Linked DNA regions of Mus musculus: regions 1 and 3 are each linked to region 2. A link is a loop called in an ENCODE intact Hi-C map of the cell type or tissue named here. Cell type or tissue: heart. All regions are shown on one strand.

Region 1 (8,000 bases), 73 kb after region 2:
CCACCCCGGAGTGTGCATGGTTTAGAGAAGTTGTCGTAGTGCTTGCTCATCTTGGTAACTTGGTACGGTCTGGCTTTAAGCCTTTTGTTATGATTGAAGCCGATCTTAGAAAGGTCATGCATTCTTTAAGGTGTTCCCCCCCCCCCTCCCCATTAAGTCTTCATTCAGCTCCATGTGCTGTAATATTAGAGAGCTAGAAAAGAAAAAGAGGCTCTGGGCTCTGGCTTACTTAGGAATGGGGAGATGAGAGTGAGAATTCCGGTTAGTGATATGCAGGAAAGCAGCAGAGGGCTGGGGCTTAGAGCCCCGCGTGGCTGTGCTGGAGAACGGCGTGTGTCTCTGCGTGTGTAAGGACTTGTGCACACAGATGTGCTACTAAGTAGTGTGAACCCATGGGTTCACTCTCGGGGAACCGGAAGACAAAGGTCCTGGGAGAGGGCACGAACTTCCAGTATTAGAGGAGCAGCAAAAGATTACTGCTGGTCAATGCTTTGTGAAGGAGACAGCAGGTGACAGGTTCCAGGTGGGCGGTGCTGGGTCAAGAATAGCTGGGGTTATGGGGTAATGCAGAAAGTGTGGGTGCAGGGTCCGCAGAGGATTTGTGTGATCTGATTTAAGATGAGAGTGCTCCACTTGGGGTCCCTGACTTCCTGCCTCTCCCACGTCAGTGTCCCAGAGCTGTGTGTGAGCTGCGCTTCCTGCTCTAGCTGCATGGTTTTCTCCAGAGCCCTCTCTTCTCCCTCTAGGTCAGATCACCCTTCTTCTTCTATTACGTCTCCTCCCTGAACACACCCACGTGTGGCCGGCCTGCCCTGCCCTCTGCTCAGGCCGCCTCTTCTTTTTCCAAGGAGTCTGTTTGCCATTATCCCTCAGTTAGCCAGCCTTCACTTAAAAAACCCAGATGGTGACTGTTTCTTTATAAAAAGCACTTTTCAAGTTTCTCTGTAAAGTAACCCCCTTTCTAGCTTCCTGATTTTTGTTGCCAAGCAACAGTCTCCCAAGTGTCACATGAAAACCACATTTTTCTGAGTCTTCCTCGGTACTTACAGTTGGCACATCCATAGCACCCCGGGGCATTGGGACTGCCCCTTTCTGACCTTGACAATGAACCCAATTCACTTTTGGATTGTTGTTTCAGCCCCTGCAGGGCTTCCGTTTGCTTTGATTTGATTTTTTACCAGGTCTTCGTGCTTCCCCTGGGTTCATCTGTCCCATTGCTGCCATATCTTCTCCTGCTCTGATTAGACACATCCCCTCTATCCTACACGAGGCTGTCTTCAGTCCGTCTCCATCCTCTTATCTCCATGGCTTTACCCAAGTCTCTCTGTCCCACTTCACCATATCCTAATATCTTGTGGTATTCCGTGCACTTCAGTCTTCTGTGAATCTTTGTTGATTGAAGGGAAGCAAACTGCTCCCTGACTTTCTGTAAAGCCATTTGAGGGATGGCTGTGTCTCTTGCGGGGAGGGTCCAGTTGCACAACAGTTGCCGATAAGTCAAGGTGGCTCTTGATTATCCAGTTAGGATGGCAGAGAGCCCCCACACTAGAGGTCCTAGCCATCCTCTGGTTTCTCGGTTTCTCTCAAATGCCCTGTTTGGTTTTATCCCAGGACCTTTGTGTGGCTGCTTCCTTCTGGACTTCTGCTTCCTCTGCGTTTGTGTAACTAAGTTTATCCCATGCAGGCTTCAGCTAAAATGCCATGCCTTCAGTGAAGTCCTGTGCACATACTCCAGGCTTTACATTGTGAAGGAGTTTACCCTTACTTCATTTCATTTCATGTCTCACCCATTAAATGTGAAAGCATCCAAAACATCAGGAGTTAAAATGATTTGGTACATAGATTTCCCACTATTGGCTCATTGCTCAGCACGTAAGTAACACATAGTTCCAATAAGAAGCCTCTCATGTGAAGTGACTGAAACTTATCCTGGGGGTGGGGTACACTTTACAGTCTTTTCAATATTTATTTGTTTGTTTGTTTGTTTATTTATGTGTGCGTGCGTGTGTGTGTGTGTGTGTGTGTGTGTGCGTGCGTGCGTGCGTGCGTGTGTGTGTGTGTGTGTGTGTGTGTGTGTGTGTGCGTGTGTGTGTGCTGGTGCCACATCATATGAGTTCAGAGGATATCTTGCTGCGGTCCCTTCTCTCTTAGCTCCATTCTGGGGGTTGAATTCATCTTATGACAATATCCTCATCCACTGTGTCAGCTAGACCACTCTTTTCTAGTGATTCTTGGTTGTCTCATTCTCTCTGGGTTTCCCCAGTACATATGTGACCACCAATGTTTGGGACAACAGACGCTCATTGTATTGATTTATTTACTTCTGTATTCTGGATACACAGCAAGACTTGGGAGTCAGTCAGGAGGGGCTGTAATCATTTTGGGAGAAACATGTCCCAGAGTTTGAGAGTTTACTAAACTTCTGGGCACTGTGTGAGGTAGGCAGATCCTTGCTGGGGACTAGAATTCAAAAGAGAGGATGTTAAGTAGCAGTTTACAAGGAACTCGCCTTCTCTAACAGGTTCTTAAAGAATCCTCCTACTCAAGTAACAATCTTCATGAGCCATGTCACATTCACTTGGAAAAAAGGGGGGGGGGGCGGTTAAAGGGGCTGGAGAGACAGCTCAGTGTTTAAGAGCTCTGGTTCCTCTTCCAGAGGTCCTGAGTTCAATTCCCAGCAACCACATGGTGGCTCACAACCATCCCATGCCTTCTTGTCATCCCATGTCACTGAAGACAGCTATAGTGTATTCATATACATAAGATAATAAATAACTCCCATCTTATGTGTACACATGCATGTGCATGCGTGTGTGTGCATGCATGAGTGTGTGTGTGTGTCACATGTATGTGGATACCTGCAGAGTTCAGAAGAGGGTGTCAGATCCCCTGGGGCTGCAGTTCCATGTGGATGAAAAGAAGCAAATACCGGGCCCTCTGGAGGAACCGAGGCACTAACCACTAAGCCCTCTCTCTAGCCCCACATGAACACGTCACACAACAACAGCTCTTAGCATTCTTCAGTAATATTTCCCAGTATTCATAGCTATTTTGATCCACAGCCCTGCAAAAAGTTGAGCCACTACTTGCCAGTTTAGGGCATTGTATGGTGTCTTACAATGCTTTCTCATTAGCTACTTCCCGAGAACCTCATATAACTAATGATCATCAGCGAAGCTGAGTGGCTAAGCCATGACATTGGTGCTTCCATTAATTGGCCGCATAGACTTTGCGTGCCAGGTAGTGAATTACAGGTGGGGGCAGATGATGAGGCCTAAGTTTGTGTCTCTTGAAGGTCTATCTTTCAGAAAAGGAGAAGAAACTTATAAATACAAAACTAGATAAAATAATGAGAAATTAGAAATTATAAAAGTTGGCAAATTCCGAAGGTTAAAAATTCCCAATTCAGATCGCTTCTTGTCTAGGTATTGACATGCCCTCAGACATTCCAGGGTCACTCAGCAGGAAGAGGAGTGTCTCGGGGAAGTGCGCGGAGAGGAAGCAAATGTTACTAATTGCAGTTGAAATATCGACTTCTACCCTGCCCCCACCACTTCAGAGAATAATTTTGATTTTTTTCTGTGACGTAACTCACACTAAACACTCCAAACACATATCAGATTGTTATTATAAGCTTATTCTCACCGTCACAGGTTGTCTTCTGCTGGCATGCTGGGACTGCTTCAGGCTTGTGCAGGTCAGCTTTGATTGCATTCTTGAAGTTGCTTCCAGCTGTAGATGCATTGCTCAGGGTCCCTTCCGGGGTTTGGAAGACACCTGAAGGACTGGAGCCCCAAGGTTTCATTCCTGTGGTTGGTGTCTGTCCCGTGGGGTCTCTGGCATTACAGACAAAGGGAAAATGGGCTGTCCTGCCCTTGAGGCTTCATAATTAGGGGATCCATTGCTGAGAGTATTAGTCATGATCACTGTGACTAATACAGGGCTGGGTAGATACACACCAAGCTTCCTTCAGACAGGGCTTCTCAGGGGAGCTTGTCTAGGGCTGGCTTCAGCACTACGAGTACAGTTAGCTAATGAACATTAGGAAATAATGTGGCCTGGGATGGAGCGTGTATTGACTGGGCCACAGGGCTCTGGCGAAGCAAGGATCACAGGCTGAAACAAGCCATTGCACCTCCAGCTGTCACAGGGTGAAGTAACCTGGAGCAGGTTGCCTACGCCTACCTGTACCTGACTCTTCCCGTATCATATTCTGTGATGTTCCATGTGTTCTTCGAATTCTTGACTTAATTTTGCAAACTTCATTTCTTTTAAGTATAGAGGAAAAGGAGAGTGGCTGTTTGTGGAGCTATTTTTTCAGGGGTGCGGGGGTGGGGGTGGGGAGAATCGGCAGCCACAATTTCTTTTTCAGAGGTAAGGGTAGGGGGAGAAGAAGAGGGAGAAGGGGTGGGAGAGAGAGAGGATATGAGAGGGAAAGGGAGAAGAAGGAGATGAGGAGAGAGAAGAAAAAGGAGTGGGAAAGAGAGGGACGAGGAGGAGAAGGAGTCGGAGGACTTTTTTTTTTTTTTTTTTTTTTTTTTTTTTTTTTTTTTTTTTTTTTTTTGTGGGGGACAGGATCTGGGATGGGACCAGGACCAGTTGCATATGGAGACCAGTCAAAGACTGACGGTTTCCTCTCCAAGGCACCAAAGACTTCCATGTCACTGTAGGATTGGAAGGGAAAGGGTTGTGGGAGCAGCCCGTGGAGGACTTAGTCTCTATGGGTGACCTGGGTGTAGGAAGTGAAGTGCAGAGCCAAGGGAGAGGTGATGGCCGGCAGGGGCTGTGAAAATCGGCATTACTGAGATAGAATCCTTCTGAGTGTCAGACACAGTCATTTGTCATTTCGAGTCCATCTGTTGTTATGGAAAATAATTTTCTAGGATGGAGAAGCAGGGCTTCTTATATTCTCCTGAGAACAAATAACAAAAAGCCCACAGGGAATACACTGAGGTGATTGCTGAAGAATTCGTATTCAGCAGGGATTTTGACCAGATGATGTAATAAGCTTGTATCATTAGAGTACTGACTAATTTACATATACTTGAATATTCATAAATTAGTTAAGGGAACGTGTCAGTCAAGGAGGATTCATTGACTTTTACCACTTCTACACACTATAAGGTGGTGTATGGAAGGGATGATACATATTTTGGTAAGTAACTGAAAATGTTTTGCATGAATTGGAGTAAACTCATCTGAGGATGTACCCATTAATGCTAGTTGAGTGACTTTTTGGTGGGAAGTTCAAAACCTTATTTGATAGTAAGAAGTTGTCTCCTTTTATCTTGACTTGTGACTTCACAGCTCCTGACCTTGTGTGCAGTCTTCATTAGATAATCAAGGTGTTTGGGAGAAGTGACTTACACTTAGGATCACTGTGTATCAGGAAAGTGTCGTGGTGGACTAGAGCCCAGTCGTACACGTGTATGATAATATGCAAAATTGTGTGTTTGAGTTCAGGCTTGTAGACAAGTTGGTTTCTACCCAGAGCACCATGTGTCTTTATATTGAATTGTAAGAGGTGTTTGAACATAGATGGAAAATGGTTAAGCACACTCTACTATAGAAGATACCATGTCAAAACCCCTCCCTAGAGAGGAGGGGACACCTTGGGGTTGGGGACAGATAAAACTAGTGCTCATGGCTGAGAGTGACCTGGCAGGTGACCAGCAAGGCTCTGTGTTTCCAGGTTGGAGTGAGAGGAAGTGGGAAATAGCCCCTGGATTACATGCGGTCCTATGTCAATGAATGGGAAGCCCCTGGATTACATGCATTCCTATGTCAATGAATGGGAGGGAGGCCACTGGATTACATGTGATCCTGTGTCAATGAATGGGAGGCCACTGGATTACATGTGATCCTGTGTTAATGAATGGGAGGCCACTGGATTACATGTGGTCCTGTGTCAATGACTAGGAAGTCACTAGATTACATGTGGTCCTGCCTGTGTTAATGAATGGGAATGTGGGAATGAATTTTGGAAACTTTTTGATGATGGGCAGTTACCCGTATCTTTCATGAATGAATAGATAAACTATGGCATATTGGTGTATCTCCCTCCTTTTCTTCCATCATCTGCAAATGCTGGCCTTCACTGATCTCATCCTCATGGCTCGAATTTTATCATTCAGAGAATTTATTTTGCGACAGGGTCTCCATGGCTGGTCTGGAAACTCACTATGTGTCTTAGACTGGCCTCAGACTGATAGACATATGCCTGCCTCTGCTTCCCAAGGACTGAGATTAAAGATGTGAGGTACCTCACCCTGCTTGAGAATTTTATATAGCATGGAATTGAAATGTTGGCCTCTAACCCCACCACCCTTACCTCATTATGCAACATATGGCCTTTTAAGACCAGTTTTTTCTTTTGCATCTAACGTGAGTGATGCTCTCAAGAGGCAGCCAATGTGCTGCAGATATCCCTTCTTCATTCTTGTTAAGTAGTAGTCTGTGGAATACGTGTGCAAGTTTGTATCATCTTGTGGCCACTGCAGGACTTTTGGTTGCTTCTGGGTTTAGGCTATTACACACAAAGCTGCCATGGTCAGTTTTATATCAACTTTAGCTCAGTTACAACTTGAAACTCCTTGACATAAATCTGCAGGAGCATATTTGCTGGGTTGTGTAAATATATGCTTACCCTCTAAAGGCATGGCCAAGCTCTCTTCCAGGGGGTGGGGTGGGGTGGGTAATAAATAGCATTGAACTTCTCACCAGAGTGTGTATTTGAGAGACCCCATTCCTTTGCATCCTTGCGAAGATGATAGCTTATAGTCTGCTCTACTCTTGCTTTATTTTGATGAATGTTACATAGTCAAACGTAACATTTTAGCCATTTGTGTTAGTTGTGAGATGTATGCATGTGTACATATTTGTGTGTGTACACATGCGTGTGAACGAATGCATGCATAGAGAAGGCTGGGGGGATGACATTGGTGTCTGACATGCTCCATTATATTTTCTGAGACGGAGTCTCTTTGTCTTTCTGAACTGAGGGCTTCCGGTTTCAGCTGGATTTGATGCAAGGCCCCCAGGATGGTGCATCACCTCCGGTGTATACCTCTTCTGGGATTATAGATATGCTTATCTTTTCTACGTGGGTGCTAGGACTCTGAACACAGGTCATCATTCATCTGTGCCTAGCACTTCACTGACTGATTGATCCCCACAGGCCCCATCTTTGTCACTGTGGGTGTAGTCCAGTGGCGTTAAGTACATTCACATGGTTAGGCAACCATCCCTGTCATATATCTCTGAGACTTGCCCTCTTCTCCATCTGGACTTCTCTACTAAGCACCACCAGCAGCCCCAGTTCCTCACAGTCCTCGGAAGCCACCATTGTCCTAGAAACCCTGTCTCGAAAAACCACACACACACACACACACACACACACACACACACACACACACACACACAATCTCTATGTAGTTGATTACTCTAAAAACACCTATGCAAGAATATCTTTTCCAGTTCTCGCTTTGGGCGCCTTGGGTAGGTACCTAGAAGCAGAATTGCTCATTTATGTAGTAAATGAATGCTTAGCTATTTGAAGATGGGCCAAATTGTTTCCCACAGCAGCTGTGTGGGTTCATACTCCGCCAGCAGTGCACAGGAAACATATTTTTTTTCCACGTCCCCCACCAAGACTGACTTTATGTTTGTGTTTTGAATGAAGATGTCCTGGTGGGTGGGAAGAGATGTGGTATAGATTGGCGATGGTATTGCAGATTGGCATCATGAGTGTTGGGCACTCTTCCTGGAGTTCCTGAGAGCTTCGAACACTTGACCTTGGCCAAAAGGCAGGGATGCAATCCACAATCCCTTCACCTCGTAACCCACGTTTGCACCCACTTGGAGCAATGTCAGCGTCACTTCCTTACCCCTGTGACACAAGGGGCACCCCCATTGCTGTGTAGATTTGGATGCTGATTTGAAATACCAGCTTTGTATGGTAAACTCAGTCACCTACACAGACTCTGAGCCCAGTTCAGGTG
Region 2 (8,000 bases):
CTAGTGTGGGGTCCTGGGGTCAAGGCTTTTTACCTCCAGGAGGTGACAATATGAAGCCAGAAGAGAGAACTACAGTGAACATAAACACACACACACACACACACACACACACACACACATTCCATAACAAAACCCATTACATGGTATACTTACATAAAAAGTTCATTTTAAAAATGTTACTTAAAAAAGTGGCAATAGAGGTGCAACAAATTTTTAGTGTTTGAGTTTTAGGTCCCTAGGGATTAGCTGAAGGGATTAACTGAAGGTAACAATATTTTGCTCAGACAGTGTTCTACTTGAGACCTGTCTCCTGGTTTTGAGCATGCTGGCTTCAACCAGAACCCCCAGAGCTCCTAGGGACTAAACCACCAACCAAAGAGTACACTTGGAGGGACCCACGGCTCCAGCTGCATATGTAGCAGAGGATGGCCTTGTTGGACATCAATGGGAAGAGAGGTCCTTGGTCCTGAGGAGGCTTAATGCCCCAGTGTAGGGGAATGCCAGGGCCAGAAAGCAGGAGTGGGTGGGTTGATGAGCAGGGGGAAGGGGACTGGGATAGGGGGTTTTTGGAGGGGAAGCCAGGAGGAAAGGGGATAACATTTGAAATGTAAATGAAGAAAACATCTATTAAAAAATAGAAAAAACCCAAAACAACAACAACAACAACAACAACAAAGATAAAGAAAAGTAAAAGCAGGCTGAGCCAACCAGTAAGCAGCACTCCTCCGTGGCCTCTGGGTCAGCTTGAGACTCCAGGTTCCAGCCCTGCTTGAATTCCTCTCCTCCCTTCCTTCAAAGATGCACAGTGATGTGTAAGCCTAAGTCCAATAAACTGTTTCTTTCCTCTCCATGCTTTGGCCGCGGTGTTTCATCACAGCGATGAGACCACTAACTAGGAGAGCTTCTTTTCTCCGTGTTCCCTAACTTCAGATGGAGGAGACGTGAACAACTCAGAACGAGTTTCTCACCGGGAGTCTGATTTCTAAGTGGGTACTAGAGAGATGACTGTGGTGAAGAGCGAGTTCTGCTCTTGCAGGCACACAGAGTTCAGTTTCCAGAATCCACACCAGCTGGCTCACGACCACCTGTAACTGCAGCTCCAGGGGCTATGCAGCCCTCTTCTGACTTCTGCAGGTACTGCATCCCCAAGTGCACAGACAACCCCCCTCCCCAGCCCCATACGGCACACATTCACTCAATTAAAAACTAAATAAATATTTTAAGAAAAGAAATGTTCTAATATTCTGTACTCTAAAATATTGCTAACCACGATTTCACGAGTCCTTGCCATTTTATTCTGCATTCACTGTCAGGCCTTTTTTCTTTCACGGTGATTGCAGACACCAGTCTCATTTTACAGGTAAAGAAATGAAGGCTTAGAGAGATTGGACGTGCCCAAGGTCATCCTATTTCTAATTCTGGGGTTCTCTCCGTTCTCTGACAAACTGGCCACCTTCCCATAGCAAGTTTTCATTTTAGGCAATGAAACATGCTAAGAACAGTGTATTGGTTGGTCATTTTAGACTCATGGCCTATTCCCAGACATGCTCTCAAAATTATTAGTAAAGGAAATAAAGTGTAAGGAAATATTAGGTGGTAGTGGAACTGGAACTAATTTTAACCCACCAATGTTTGCAAATAGTGACCGACAGTTCCCATACTGCATCACTGATTTAAAAAAAATAACTAACATGCAATATTCCCCAGGTGCTCTGGGCCAGGACTGGAGATCACCAGGGAAGCAGCAGTCTTTGTCCTCGAAAGGGCAAATTGAAGACAGAGTAAGAATTTTAATAGTCCTTCGTATGACAGCAAGTATAGGCAGGTGCTGTGCTGTGTGATAAGACAAAGGTCAGAGTGTGGAAGAAGGCATAACAGTGGAGAAGGGACTTAGGGAAGAACCTGTGTCAAATAAAGGCTAAAGATGAATAGAGGTTGGACCTCCAGATGAACTGGGAAACTGCGGAGGACTCATGGGAAAGCTGGGCCGATGCCAGTGGAATTACCCACCTGCTAGCTTCCTGGCTGAATGTTTCTGGTCTGTGACCTAAGAACAGGAGAGCTTGAATTTTAAACACATGCATTTCCAGCCTAGCTCAGTCCCAGTGTGTCCTGAGCGACCTGTATCTGCAGAATAGACAAGCAGATGCAAACGGCTATTTACACAGGGATAGCTTTCTGCCTCAGGCAGTTACTGCTTCTCTCAAGGTTGGCGGAGCATGTGGCTTAGAGTTTGAACCTAGAGAAGTTGAAAGCCAAGTACTTATTTAAATATTGATCACGCTCAGTGCCTGAGAGAGAGCAAGAAAACTGCAGCCGGTGGGATTACATGTCCTCTACAATCATGCTGAGAGCATTAGGGACAGTCTCCCTCCGTTTGCTTCTTTTTCGTGTGGAAGAGAGCCTTGGGCTAATGTCTTACAATACCTGTTCCTCTTCCCACAATTCCTTGCCTCTCTCAAGCTGTATATGACAGAATCAACTAAAGAAGAAGAAGAAGAAGAAGAAGAAGAAGAAGAAGAAGAAGAAGAAGAAAAAGAAACAAAAGAACAACAGCAACAGAGGGATCAACAAAGGCTTCTTTTACAAACTTTTCCGCTAACAGGCTTGAAAACTACTTGTGTGTGGTGTGTTGATTCAGCCAATCTCCAGTTGACTTTTTCACATTGAAAATATTGATGTTCGAGAAAAGTGTTATTGCTTTTATTTTTTATCTTCGGGACTTCGTAGTTCTTCAGTGGAGAACACTCTTCTTTGGGACCTAAGGTTCTGCAGTGTGACATCAGAGGATATGAATACAAGTGTCAATACTGCAAGGCCAATGTCAGGTCCTTTATAAAGAAGGAAGGGCAGCGTTTGCCCTAAGACAGGGCTAAAGACCTCAGACCCTGGGTTTTGTTTTTTTGTTTTTGTTTGATTTGTTTTTTGTTTTTTTGGTTTTTTTTTGCCATCCTGCCATTCTTTAGGCTCTGGTTAAACAGGTATGTTAGGAGGGTGGCCCAGGGCATCTGGCAGTGATGGTTTGGGACGGGCCAACACATCTCTCCTGTCCATGTAGTCGGTCTGTCTTCTTGAGAAAAATAAAGGTAATATTAAAGGAACTTAGAAAAGTAGACGCTTAATTTTATCTTTAAAGCTGGAATAATCATCTTAAGCTTATTTTATAGTAAGCTGTACAATGGCGAGACTTTTCACTCGGGACAACTCAGTGCTAAGTGCCTCAGTGCTTTAAGATCCAAGGGGTCCTTTCACATTGTTAGGTGTTGTAAAAGTGGCTATGGCTTTCTCAAAAACAAACAAACAAATGTTGGTGCCGTTTAGGCACCTGTTTGCATAAACGCATAGGGAATCGAGCCTGCAAAGCTTTGGGCCAGAGGAACCTCCATCATCCTCATGAATTAGAGGGAGTCGGCTGTTTTAAAATAGTACTTCCTATTGTAACAGACCCGGGCACTATTATGTCCCGGGTGTGGTGGCTTTGAGCTGAGGACAACCCGAGCCTCCCTCTGGCCTGGCACGGCTCCCTTTAGGAGCCGACCGGCCAGCTCCTTCCTCCGGCGCCACTAGGGCGTGGAGGCCCCCGGGGCGAGCGGGCGCCGCCGCCGCTAGGGTGCAACCCTGCCCTGGCCCAGCAGGTCCCGCTCCGTGCCCGCCGCCGGAGGAAAGCCGAGGCGACCGGCCGCCGCCCCGCGAAGGGAGGGGGCGGCGGAGCCGCAGCAGCTTCAGGTTTCCTCCTGGAGCTGGTGGCGGGCGCGGCCATGTGATGAGGCGGCGACGAGCCCGGCTGGCCAGAGGTGGGCAGGCGGGGACCAGGGGGCGCAGGGGGTGGCCCCAGCTGTGGGCGCGGCGGGCGGGCGAGCGGGGGTGGGGTGGGGTGGGGGGAGCTGCGGCTCCGCCCCTCGGTGCGGCCAGCGGAGCGGAGGGGCGTGGGCAGCTGGGGACCGGCTTCCCCGCTCCGGGCGACGCTGGCCGGCGGGTCGCCCTCGGCAGGCCTCGGGGACAGCGCCTGGCCAGGGCTCCTGGCGTTCCCGAGCCACAGCTCCAGGTAAAGGCGGATTACGGGAGCCATCCCTCTTGTCTCCCCGCAGCCCTGGGCGAAGTTTGCCCACCGGAGTTCTCAGGGGACAAAGTTTCTCTAGGGTCCCCGAGGACGCAGGGGTCTGCAGAGGTGGTGAAAGGCTGCACTCTGTCGGCTGGGCAGCCCGAGGAATGGGCGCCGCCTCCTGGTACCTGGGGATGGCAACAAGTGCATGGCGCTGCCGGGTCGGAGGCAGCAGCTGTGAAGCGCAAACGGGAGGCAGCGGCCACCCCTCACCCTCTCGGGCAAGCGGGGTGGGAGGGGGCAGAGGGTGACGGAGCTCAACCAAAGCTAGTTGCAAGCGATGGAAATCAGAGGCAGGCGGCTGGAGAAGGGTGAACCTCGAGAGCCTGGTTCTCCTCTTCCCATCTGTGTTTCTGGCCAGCTTCACCTATATGCTTGGTGTGTGTGTGGGATGTACCCCAGACTGCTGGTCAGTCTCAAGTTCAGGACATTTATTTCTTGTGGAAACGTTTGCTGAGTTTATAAAAGCATCTATGGTCATCTTGTTTGGGAGGGGCTTTTAGCATTGGGTGGGAATCCGTGCGCTTGTGCCATGAGTTTCTCTGGAATACTCGGTTGTGGGTGGTAGGGGTCACAGGTGGAGAAGGCGTTCTCGCTTGCTGTGAGCTCTGTGAACGCTGGGTGTTCAGACCACCCAGGAAACCCAGCTCTGGTTTCCCAGACACCAGTTAGGTTTCTAAGGGAGACTACTTTAGGAGCCCACAGAGCCTGCCTATTGGTTGCAGCTGGGTGGGCCCAGGGGAAGGGTAACATCTGTGTTTGCTAGCATCTGACTCCCTGACCCCTGCTCAAGTGCCAGCCTCTACACACTCCAAGTTGTAGAGATTGAGCACTCGATTCTGCACCAAGCAGTCAAGAATTACAGTTATAAAGAACGGACACACTGCTTTTCTGTACTTTGCCCTCTCGTGTTCCTAGACCCTGAAGCTGTCTCAGTAAAATGAAATTCTATTCTCAACAACACAAACAAAATCAAAGGCTTGCCCTAGTTAGGCTCTGTGGAAACCACTTTGAACACGATAATTCAAGCTCTGATAACCTTTCCTGGGAAGCTTTCCATAGCTCTATTTTGAGTTTTTATGTGAATGTTAAAACAAATAGGTGTTTGTCTAATCTTGATGAATAGTAGCGCTAACTCCTTTGGAGTGTTTGAAGGAAGAGAACATTGCAGATGCCTTTTGGAGAGGTTGTAGCATTTCAAAGTGATATTCCGATGCAGACTTTATAGTGATTATGCATAATTATTTTTGATTATAGAACTTGGATAGCATCATACTTGATACTTTGTGGTTTGGGAAACTGAGGCACAGAACTAGTTCTTGGGTAAGGGACTCTGGGGCGTGTCCCGGCTAATGTGACATGAGACTGGAGAACAGAGAATCAGTGTTTGCTCTGCTTTGGACTGTTTTTTCCCTTATCAGGGCGGCACAGCCAGGCCAATGGCCAGCAGTTTGTCTAACAGGTGTGTTGGAGGGACTTTCCTCTGAAGTACCGTCTGCCTCTAAGCGGTTAAGAAACACTTAAAGGTACAGAAGGAAATCAGAGTCGGCGACGAAGGTTCTGTGATATCTCATTAGCCCTGTTAGGGTTTCAATATATATATATAATTTGGAAAATTCTGAAATATTTTCTTATTGTGTTCTCATAAGGAACCATTCTTGTGGCTAAGATTTCCACTGGGCAGGAATTTCATATGTGTTTGATACATGTGACTCTCTTTCCCTTGTATGCCATGTGAGAAGAGGAAAAAAAAAATAACAAGTGGGTATTAGTGGCCAACTATACTATTGAAGATGAAGTATTTGATATAAAATCGGTACTTAGGCTCTTAACCAAGTTCTGCCAGAGTTTGTGATCAAGTCTTGATTCTTAAAGAAAAAAGATGAACAGTGTAAATGTTGGAACCCTCTTCTTTGCTGGTAAATGGTTAGGAGAGAGCCAAATAGAGCCTGCATGTCTCCCACAGTCCCAGGGGGCTGTCATTTTATTCTGCCTGAATGCCCTGGGTTTGGGGTATTATTGAGACAGCTCTGGTCTGTGTAGGTTTGGTTTCACTGAAGTTGCACTTGTGTTACTTTCAGTGGGAAAAAGAAGCTCCGGGCTTGTCCCTGTGACTTCAGGTCAGATTTAGTATCAAGAGTGGGGTCATGCTGGACTAAATTAAAAACAGTAGTAGATTTGAAGCCCAGAAACTCAGGGAATTTTGTCATGTTACAACTGTATTGGAAACATGACACCACCCCAAAGGCTTGGGTTTGAATCTCCTGCTTTGGTAAAGCTGAGCTTAGAGATATTTTTCTTGCTTACCAGGAGAGGTTTTTGCCTGGAGCAGATTATACTCTGTAATTTCATCCAGCCCTGGTGACAACTGTCGTTATAATGGTATTGAAACTATATTGTCTAAACTTAATCGGACATTTTGAAAATTTCTCCTGCATGCTTCTCATTCTGTGAAAAGTTTCTTCAGTTTTCATTCCTTCAACAAATCAGAGGAATTGCTGTGTGCTCCATGCTGCTCTTTGCCTTAATCCCCTGGGTGGGTGACTTCAGGCACAGAGAGACACTTCTGTCACTTTTGTGTTTTTAGGATTGGTCCTGCTTTCAGAATGGATTTTTGCCTGCACCACAATCAAGGCATCTGGCTGGGGAAATGAGCCTGTGTGAGGCCATACATCTTAATGTGCTCCCATTTTCCCCAGAAATTTGATCTTAGATACAGTTGTAATTTGCTTATTTGAGCTGTTATTGCTCCTGGATTTCTTCTCCTGGGTAAACAAGATAATGGGATTTGACATCATTTCTTTAATAAGAGGGAAAGTGAAAAAAAATAATTGAATGTTGCGTATTTATTCCAGTGATGTCGGTTTTGAATATGTTTATCAAAAATACATTTTGCTGATCTTTAGAGGTTCCGTCTCTTGTTTCAGTTATTAATCATTTGAAATTTGATTTTAGTAGAAAGTTAATATAAAAGTGATGTTCCTTGAAGAGCAGATGTGTGTGTGTGTGTGTGTGTGTGTGTGTGTGTGTGTGTGTGTGTGTGTGTGTTAGGGGAGGCACCAAAGCAGGCAGGAACCAAGCCCTCAGGTGAGTCACATTCTACCTTTGCCAAGGAGCTGGCTTCTTATGACTACTGAGCATGAGAAAAATATGTACTTGAAATGCAGGTAGCATGCTTTCTGTAGTCCCACCAAACAGGTATCCAGACATTTCCTTAACAGATAGCTAATCAAGGGCTGGCAAGGTGGCTTAGAGGGTTAAAGGCCCTTGCTCCTGAGCCAGACAATTTGAGTTTGATCCTCAGAATCCATATGGTGGAAAGAGATTCCTGAAAGTTGTCCTCTGACCTCCACACCTGAACCAAAGCGTAGAAATGCCCAAAACAAATGAACACATAATAAAAATTTAAAACCCACATATATGATCAAGAGAGTTTTAAATTTTTCATTTGTTTGTTTATTTACTTACTTTTGTGTGTGCAGGTTATGTTGAGGTCAGTGGGCACCTTTGAATTGCCGGCTCTTTCCTTCATCCGTGTGAGCTCTTAGGACTGAATTTAGGTCATTAGGTTTGGCAGCAAGTGCCTTTATCCACTGAGCCATCTGGTCAGTCCGTGAGACAGATCGAATTCTTTAAAAACAGTTAGCTTTTCAATCCTTTGTACAACACCGGTAATCAAGCTTTTGGTGCTCATGTGTAGTCTCGTCCCTTATTTTATAATTTAAAGAATCCGTATTCCACAAACTCCAATGAGATGTTTTCAAGGGTGGACTTTGAAGCCACAGGGAGTTCGACAGACCTGTCTTTGTCCTGGCTATGTGACTCTTTCTTTACTTGAGGGTTTTATCTTTGAAATGGAAATGTCAAGGGCAGGACATAATCCACAGAGGTACAGCAC
Region 3 (8,000 bases), 85 kb after region 2:
TTCCTGTTTGCGGGCAGCAAATAGCATTCTTCTGGGCATGCTCATAAGTGATGTGCAGTCGGGACCCTTGACTTGAGTGAATAGGGGTATGTGCCCCTTGAGGAATTTAAAGACAAAGTCCTGGAGTCCAGAGCTGCTTTTTCTATGCAAACTGGTGCCTGAGTTAGGATCACATCTGTTTCATGAGATCTGGCACTCTTGCTGACCTGGGTCCTCTGCCGAGAATGTGGGGTTTCCCTGTTGCCTGCTCCTCAAGGGAGATCACCCATGCTGCAGTCTGCATGAGCCCCTGTCTAGGTGATATCCCTCTGGGGTCTTGCCGGTCCTAGTTGGTCCTAGTTGGTTGATTATAGCTGCCTGTAACCAGATCTAGCGGAGAGGCAGATGTAGAAGTCTGAGATATGGAGGGTACTTTTGCTCTGTGGTTATAGAGCTGCTATATACATATCAGCTGTGTTTAGCAACGGCAGCGGGAGATAAGCGGGTGGCTGTGGTTTGGCCACTCGAGAGTCTGGTGAGGATATTAGTTCTGCCTCTGTCCAGGAAGTGGCAATCTTAATCAGTATGAACTAGGAGGAGGCTGGCCCGTGAGCTGACTGGCGAGTTCTAGCTGAAAAGACCTCAGAGAGGCCTGGGGACTAAATCTGAACAGATACTGGGGGATTCCCTTGTGCAAGTATAAGCTTTGTCATAAGTATTGCTGAGTGGAGTCATATGTTCAGTTTCGGGTTTGTAACTGACAACGAATGTGCTAGGGTGAGCGTGTGGCAGAGGACTCTGTTTTCTTCATCACCACTTGGGTTTGCACTCATGTCGTCAGGCTTAGCCACAGCCACCGTTACTGGCTGAGCCATCCTGCTGACAACGAATGTTTCCTTTTACATGTCACGTCTTTGGTGCTGTATGTTAATACTCTTTGTCAAACATGGAATCCTGTTGATTCTCATTTTCTTCTAAACATCTTCAGTTTTGCATTTACATTAATCCAGGATGCTGGGGAGTTAAATTTTAAGCTAGGTATGTGTTATCTTTTGAATACGTGTTTCAATTGTTACAATGAATTGTTACAGTACAATTGTTCAGTTAAAACAATGTATCTATTGTTCAGCACCATTTGTTGAGAAGATCATTTGTTTTCCTGTATCGAACTGCTGTTGCAGTGTTTTACTATAAAAATGTCTCCTACATTTAATGAGACTGGAATTTGCTGGTCCCCACAGCCAGAGTAAATAATAGACCAGGAGGTCACTTAAGACCTACAACTGCCATCCTACTGTGTGCTCAGCCTGCTTGTTTAACAGGATTTTTTTGTTGTTGTTGTTTGGTTGGTTTGTTTTTGTTTTTGTTTTTGTTTTTGTTTTTGTTTTTTTCGAGACAGGCTTTCTCTGTGTAGCCTTGGCTGTCCTGGAACTCACTCTGTAGACCAGGCTGGCCTCAAACTCAGAAATCCACCTGTCTCTGCCTCCCGAGTGCTGGCATTAAAGGCCTGCGCCACTACCACCCGTGTTTAACATGTTTTTGTTTTGTTTGTTTGTTTTTTGTTTTTTAAAAGAGAACAATGTAACAACTTTTATTTGGACAGAAATGGTTTCTCTTTAAGTAGCCTGGAACACATTGTGCTTGTGAGATGCTAAGGGAGAGAGTAATAAATAGTCCTGCTGGACACAGGTGTTTTGTTGTTGTTGTTGTTGTTGTTGTTGTTTTGTTTGTACTGATGTAAGGTGCCAAATGAGGATGCCCTTACTGCTATTCATTTTTCTTTACCTCTTGGTACAATGGATGCTTTTTCTTCTCTATGAATGGCTTGGTATCTACAGGACCAGGACCAGGACCAGGCTAGGTCCTGCTAAAGCTTGCCTGATTTCTGCAATGGGCAGGGTCTGTGGTTTCCTGCAAACTTGGCCCAGTTTGTATAGAGCTCTTCCTTGTAAGCCAGTGAGAAAAAGTCGAAGCTAGGCATCTGGAAAGGGCAAAGATTTCGGTGAGCTTTCCCCTGAGCTCTCAGCATGCCAGGCACATAGGACAGGAAAGTCTTCACGCAGCAGCTCCTGGGCCAGAGTCATGCTTCCACTGCTCGCCTGCATTCTGGGCTCATTACCCAGGGCATGGGCTGGCTTCCTTTTCCCTTCTCTCTCTCAGGAGGCCAGACTCATTGCCCAAGCAAACCAAAGATCAGTTCCAGCCACTCAGATAGCAATCAGTGGGTTGTACAACACTATAGCTCTCTTCTGATCCTGGATAGCATTACTTTGTGTATTGATTGGCTAAAAATAATTATTTAGATATAAACAAAATGAGCACTGGTAAAAGAGGGGTTTCTTTATTTACCATTTCTTGTAGTATCCCCACATGTAATTATATGCCCTTTCTTATTCATTCGCAAATGGAGGAAATGTAATAACCCTAAAGGAACCAATTAAATTCCCAGGTAGAGAATATATGTTTATTAAAAAATTTGATAATATTGCTGTTATTTTAATTGTGAAAAAATTAACCTTCCTATCGAAGTTTTATCAGGGGCTACACTCATTGCCCAAACAAGCCAACAGATCAGTTCCAGCCACTCATAGACAGCCATTCTCCTGGGACTACTGGCATTTCACATCAGCATTTTAAAGCATTTTTCCCCTTATATCTGCCTCCCCTCTCCCCTTCAACTTCCCCTCTTTCCTCTTGTTTTCTGGCTGCTGACTGCTGTTGAGGGTCCAGGACAAAGGGTCAGATCGCAGTAGAGACAGTTTTCTTACTGACACAACTGAACTTTGCCTCTTGGGAGTCTAGAAGGGTGGGCTCTGCAGGCACAGATTGTGGCGGACAGTGAGCATGAAGAGAGGAAATAGGTTACCAGTGTCTTTCCAGTCTGTTGGCTTCGAGTCTGAACACGTAGAGGTTTCTAGTAGAGGTTTCTCCCAGATGAGGTCATAAGGTATGTGTGAAGCTTACCACTCAGAAAGCTGAAAAAAAAAATGGAAGCATGTCATTTTGGGTGTCAGCCAGGATTGCCCATCGAGAGTGTGTATTGTGTATAAAGTCACCATGGACTTTCCATGGTGAGTCAAATATTCTCTATTTTTGTCTGGAAGGAGGGGATATGGATTAATGTAGAGCTCGGGTGAAAGAAGCCTTGCTCTGATACTCTTCATGAAACATGTTTGCTGTAAGAAGAAGAGGAAGGGAAGGGAATGGGGGAGACAACATGAAAGGCAATGGATGTCTTTAAACAGAAATCATTAGTTCATCAGTTCACTGTGAGGGAAAATGAAGGTAGAGGAGAGGTTGTACTGGCCTTGGATTTTAGCTGTAAATAGGATGGTTTTCCTTGGGAGACTCAGGTCAAGCTGTCTTCCAGAGCTGAAGTGTTTGGCTCCTAAGTATCCTAGTTTCCTCCCAGGGATAAGGAGAGGGGTGGTTAGTAGTTGGCCACGTCAAGTCCACTGGGTCAGCAGTGGGCATGAACTATAATTATCTTTGGGATCAGTTAGTGAGGTGATCAAGGTCATTTGCATAGAAAAGGAAACAAGGGGATTTGAAGGGCAGAGGATTCAGCTTCGAGGTTTGCGTGTTGTGGGATGGTGACTTGGAGATGACAGAGCTCCAGCATCCGTGTTGGGATCACCAAGTTGGATGAAAAAGCTGAAGGTGTGGGAAAAAAAGGTGGTAAAACCAAAGTTAATCGTAAACCCATCATCTCCAAAGTGTGCTGAGCATTGGCAAGTATCCACTGGGGGCTACCTAGCATCAGGCTAGAGTGCCTGGGAAAATCCAAGCTCAGGGGAGACAACAATGCCAGCTAAGACCGTTAAGTGTCTAATGATCCACACCGTGGTGTGGATAGCAACATCTGGGCATACTTCTTTGTTTGTGTGTTTATGATTCCACATGTATGTGTGTTTGTTTAGATAAATGATATGCATTCGATTATTAGATGTGCATGGATCTCCACCTAATATCTTTGCAAATATGTATGTGCATGCCACCTTTGCCCTGATGAAAATTCAGAGCTCCTCTGGCGTGCCCAGGCTCTTTGACTGCCCTTCCCTGTCTTTCTACTCCCCCAAAGTAAACTTTGTTTCAATTTCCATCATCAGAGATTAATTTCATAGAGTAAATATTTGAGCCGAATGTTTTTCTTCATAACAAGCTAGTGTTAAAGGAAAGTAAAGTTTCTCAGACTGTGTGGTGTTTGCATGGAGGGCTTTATTATTGTCCTCCAAGTGGCTGCGCCCTGAGCTTTATTAACTCCTTACGGCTCAGATGGAAAACACTTCTCCCCTTGGGTGAGTCACATCCCGTATTGTAAGCAATAGAACTCGGCGTTAGACAGACCGTGATGTAGATGGGAGAGGGCTGGAAGCCCAGGCTGAGAACAGAGGCAGGAACGAATGGCACAAGGCCCTGCCATTGAAACTGTAGAGTCTGCACAGGCCACAATTGCTCCAGAGCTAGTCCAGTGGCTCTGAGGTGCTTTGCTGACTCCCTCCCATGTGGCTTCCTGCAACTCTTTGTGAATAGTCTCTAAGGACTCAATCTTTGTGTTGTTCTATTCAAATTCACAGCCTGGGAAGGAACAGCTGAGCCTAGGTCACATGACTTCCAGGGAGCAGGGAAGGAAATGTCCATTGTGAGGTAGGGTCTCTCCTGCCACCAAGACCTACTCACTCACAATGGGCGAGTCCCTCCAATAGGAAGGCAGTGTGGATGTCTTTCAGACAAAAGAGAAACAAAAGAAAAACTACCGAAGGCAAAGCTTCACCACGCAATCAGGCTTCTCTTATTCTTGTTATTTTATCACTAGTTCAGGGATGTTTAGAAATGAAGCCTTACTGAAAAGGTGGGTTTCAACTAAAGATCACAGCACATTCTAATACAGTCTAATACACAGTACATTGTATGGCGGATCCCAAGTGCAGCGAGGAACAATAAGCTGTTCTTTGTTTGTTGGAGCCCCTAACAATTAACCCTTAAATGTGGGGCTTTGGATTTTCAAAGAAAGCTGTTCTGATGTTGTCCACAAAGTTAGGCTAACAATGTAAAGAAATTTTACTTTTTCTGTGACTGACAGGTGATGTGCCTGCCAATCAGAGTTCCTCACCATACACTTGAGTGATGCCCCTTACAATATGGGTTGCTTTCAGCTTCATTTTAAGAAAGAGGAGAATCTTGTCTCCTTTAAACTGCATGGTCTTTTGGAATAAAGACCAATCTGAATTTGATTCACTTGCCCTTAGGAAGTTATTTTAGTTACTTTTTTTATTGCTGTGATAAGACGCCACAACCGAGGAGGCAACTTATAAGAGGAAGCATTTAATTGGGCTTAGAGTTTCAGAGGATTAGAATCCACGACTAGCAGGGAAATGACACGGTGGCATAAATATCTAAGAGATTATATCTTAATGTGCCAGTAGGAGGCAGAGAGAGCTAACTCAAAAGTGTGCTTTGAAACCACAAAGCCCACCCCATGACACACCTCCTCCAATAAGGGCCACCTCCTAATCCTTCCCAAACAGTTCCACCAACTGGGCACCAAGAAGTCAAACATGAATTTATGAGGACTATTTTCATGCAAACTACCACAGAAGATAAAAAAATCTCAGGGAGTGATAGGGTTCCCCCCCCCCCTTTAACTGATAAGCGACCATCCACCAAATATCTTTATTTCCTAAATTAATCCTAACCATTAATTTGTTTCCTAAAGTAATAATGAATTACCTGAGAAATACTGCTTTGTGACAATTTCTTCCTCATTAGTTGAAATAATTGTTCCGGAGACGAAGATACCAAGATCTGTAAGTGTAAGTGTTCTAGTCATGTTATAAAACAATGTGTGGCATCTGTGTAGATCTCTCTCTCTCTCTCTCTCTCTCTCTCTCTCTCTCTCTCTCTCTCTCTCTCTCTCTCTCTCTCTCCTTTCATTCTTGACCATGAGCCCATGGCTTTGTGCATGCTAGGCAAACACTCCAACACTGTACCTTATCCTTCTATTTTTGGAGACAGAGTCTTGCTTTGTAGCCCAGGCTGTCTTGGACTTACTATATAAATTAGGCTGCTCTGAAACGTGAGATCTTGTGTGTGACTTCTGCCTCTCTGATGTGATGTAAGGATGCTCCACACACCCAGCATCCACCATATGAATGATATGTAAATAGTTCTTGTATCGCTTAGGGACTAATGACAAGAGGAAAGTCTAGCCATGTTTGTTGCAGACACATTTTCTTTCCAAATACTTTTCATCTGAGGTTTGTTGAGTCTATAGATTCTGAGCTGGCGCATATGGTGAGCTGACCATATTGTCAATGCAGAGACCTGAATTTGAACCAGAGTCCGCCATCCCTTATTACTTTTCTGTGTATGATTTTACACACATTGCACAGCTGTGTGGGCCAAGGTTTGATTGTGCTTGTTATTTTGACTTGAGCAAATTTGGGTGCAGATAAGGCTACTGAAACAAGGTCCCACTTCTCCAAGCAAGGGTGTCTTGCTCAAGCTGTGTTTGCTGGAGAGCACTGTGGCCCCAGGGAGATCCTCAGGCAGCCAGCAGAACAGCTTGTGTTTATTGCTGTTTCCTTGTTATGGAAACACCACCTCTCTTACATGGCCAACCCCAGATGCCACAGTTCTTGGTGACATTCTTCAGACTTCTTCGTGTATGTTTTTCTAGGTTGTCTACATTCATATCAGTGCTCAGAGATTAAGGTCGTTTGAAGGAGTCCTTGGGGGAAAATGTTTGTCTTCGCTTATTGAATTTGGCTTAGCAGTACTTAGTTAAGCTAAATCCTAAGTACAAAATTTGCACGTTCTGAGTCTTAGGAAGTTCATGTTTAGACTGAGAATCTTTCGACTAAAGGCCTCTGTTCTTCCTGAACTTGTTGTTTCTACTTGTTTCTTAATGTAAAAATAACACTTATGGGGCTGGGGACATAGCTCAGTGATACTGTGCTTAGCATGTGCCGTACCCCTGGTTCCATGCCCAGTGCTGGAAAAAGAAAAACAAGGAAGAAGGCATTTGCTGTTGCTGGCATGACCTATTTGCACACTTAGTGAAGAGCCTGTTGCTTACTTGAGTAGTTAATGAACTTAAAACACTGGAACAGTGGAGTAGGGGCGGATTTAGAAAAAGCTTGCCCTTGGTGAATGCTCAGGTTTGTTAAGCCCCAGAGACTGCATAACTCCATAATTACTGCTCCCAGTGATGTCAGCTTGTTGATGTGGGGCCGCTGCTACCCTGACAAAACAGATTAGTGCGTGTGTGTGTGTTTGCTTCGCTCTTGTTGTGTAAGCCTGGCCCAAGCCCTACTCTGTCTTTCTTTCTTCCTTTCCTTACTCTGACTCTTTCTTGGCAAATCTGCTTCCAAATGGCTCATATCAGTTGATTTGTTGAACTCCCTTATTTGTACTCTCGTGGTGTTATGGCTGCTGTCCCAGTCTTCCTTATAGTCCTTGCTGGCTAATCTCTTTACAGTACATCAACATAGTGTTTGGGAAATACTAGGATGGTGTCATAGCTCAGGCTGTGTGTACTCTAATGACGTGGGAGAAGAACCTGTTGCGTCCCATTTTTGTTGACTGTCCATCACACCTCACAGCTTTACTGACTGCCACATGGCAGATGTTGTAGGTGGGAGAAGTATAGAAAGAAGAGAGTTCGTGGCTTCCTGAACAAGAAGTAGGAATGAGAAGCCACATCGAAGTTATGAGCCTTCAAGAGTCTTGTGTGTGAGCTTATTCCTGTAGTAGTGAGAAGTGACAAAGGGTTGTGGCTATCAGTCATGGAAATGACAGCATCACACTGAAAATAGTCCTTATGGGAATGGAACTTGTGTTCTGCTTATTAGTTACTGGGGTTATAGAGCTCCTAATGCTGGGCTCAAGCAAAAAGCCAGGTAATTTCTTCATTTTTTCTTCTAAGCAAGATTTGGGGTTCCCGATTCCCCTCACCACTGGGAAGCCATTTATAACAAAAAGAGTCAACTCTGACATTGGTGGTCTGAAGCAGGTACAGA

The links. Hi-C counts contacts between places; a loop is a spot of excess contacts. Peaks named below come from ENCODE experiments on the same cell type or tissue, not always from the same donor. Only the 100,000 strongest peaks of a DNase experiment are listed, where the experiment ranks them.
Region 1: a loop joins it to region 2, with 2.0 times the contacts of the local background. A loop is called at or near these places in 4 of 42 quality-filtered maps.
Region 3: a loop joins it to region 2, with 2.4 times the contacts of the local background. A loop is called at or near these places in 6 of 42 quality-filtered maps.

Annotation. Positions count from the first base shown.
Region 1 is chr13:98,129,084-98,137,083 of GRCm38, reverse strand. All of the region lies in intron 2 of Arhgef28 (Rho guanine nucleotide exchange factor (GEF) 28), which reads left to right. Among named protein-coding and RNA genes, the nearest start is that of Gm34469, 38 kb to the left of the region's middle. In heart, no CTCF peak of the experiment used is centred here; no DNase peak of the experiment used is centred here; H3K27ac peaks cover 707 bases.
Region 2 is chr13:98,202,118-98,210,117 of GRCm38, reverse strand. Arhgef28 (Rho guanine nucleotide exchange factor (GEF) 28) reads left to right here and starts at 3,953. Exons shown (of 36, transcript NM_012026.2): 1 at 3,953-4,045. In heart, CTCF peaks have their summits at 1,128 (motif pointing left), 3,600 and 4,221; DNase peaks (open chromatin) are centred at 3,687 and 4,217; H3K4me3 peaks cover 2,071 bases; H3K27ac peaks cover 1,581 bases; H3K27me3 peaks cover 357 bases.
Region 3 is chr13:98,117,101-98,125,100 of GRCm38, reverse strand. All of the region lies in intron 2 of Arhgef28 (Rho guanine nucleotide exchange factor (GEF) 28), which reads left to right. Among named protein-coding and RNA genes, the nearest start is that of Gm34469, 50 kb to the left of the region's middle. In heart, no CTCF peak of the experiment used is centred here; DNase peaks (open chromatin) are centred at 4,520, 6,530 and 7,190; H3K4me3 peaks cover 393 bases; H3K27ac peaks cover 1,702 bases.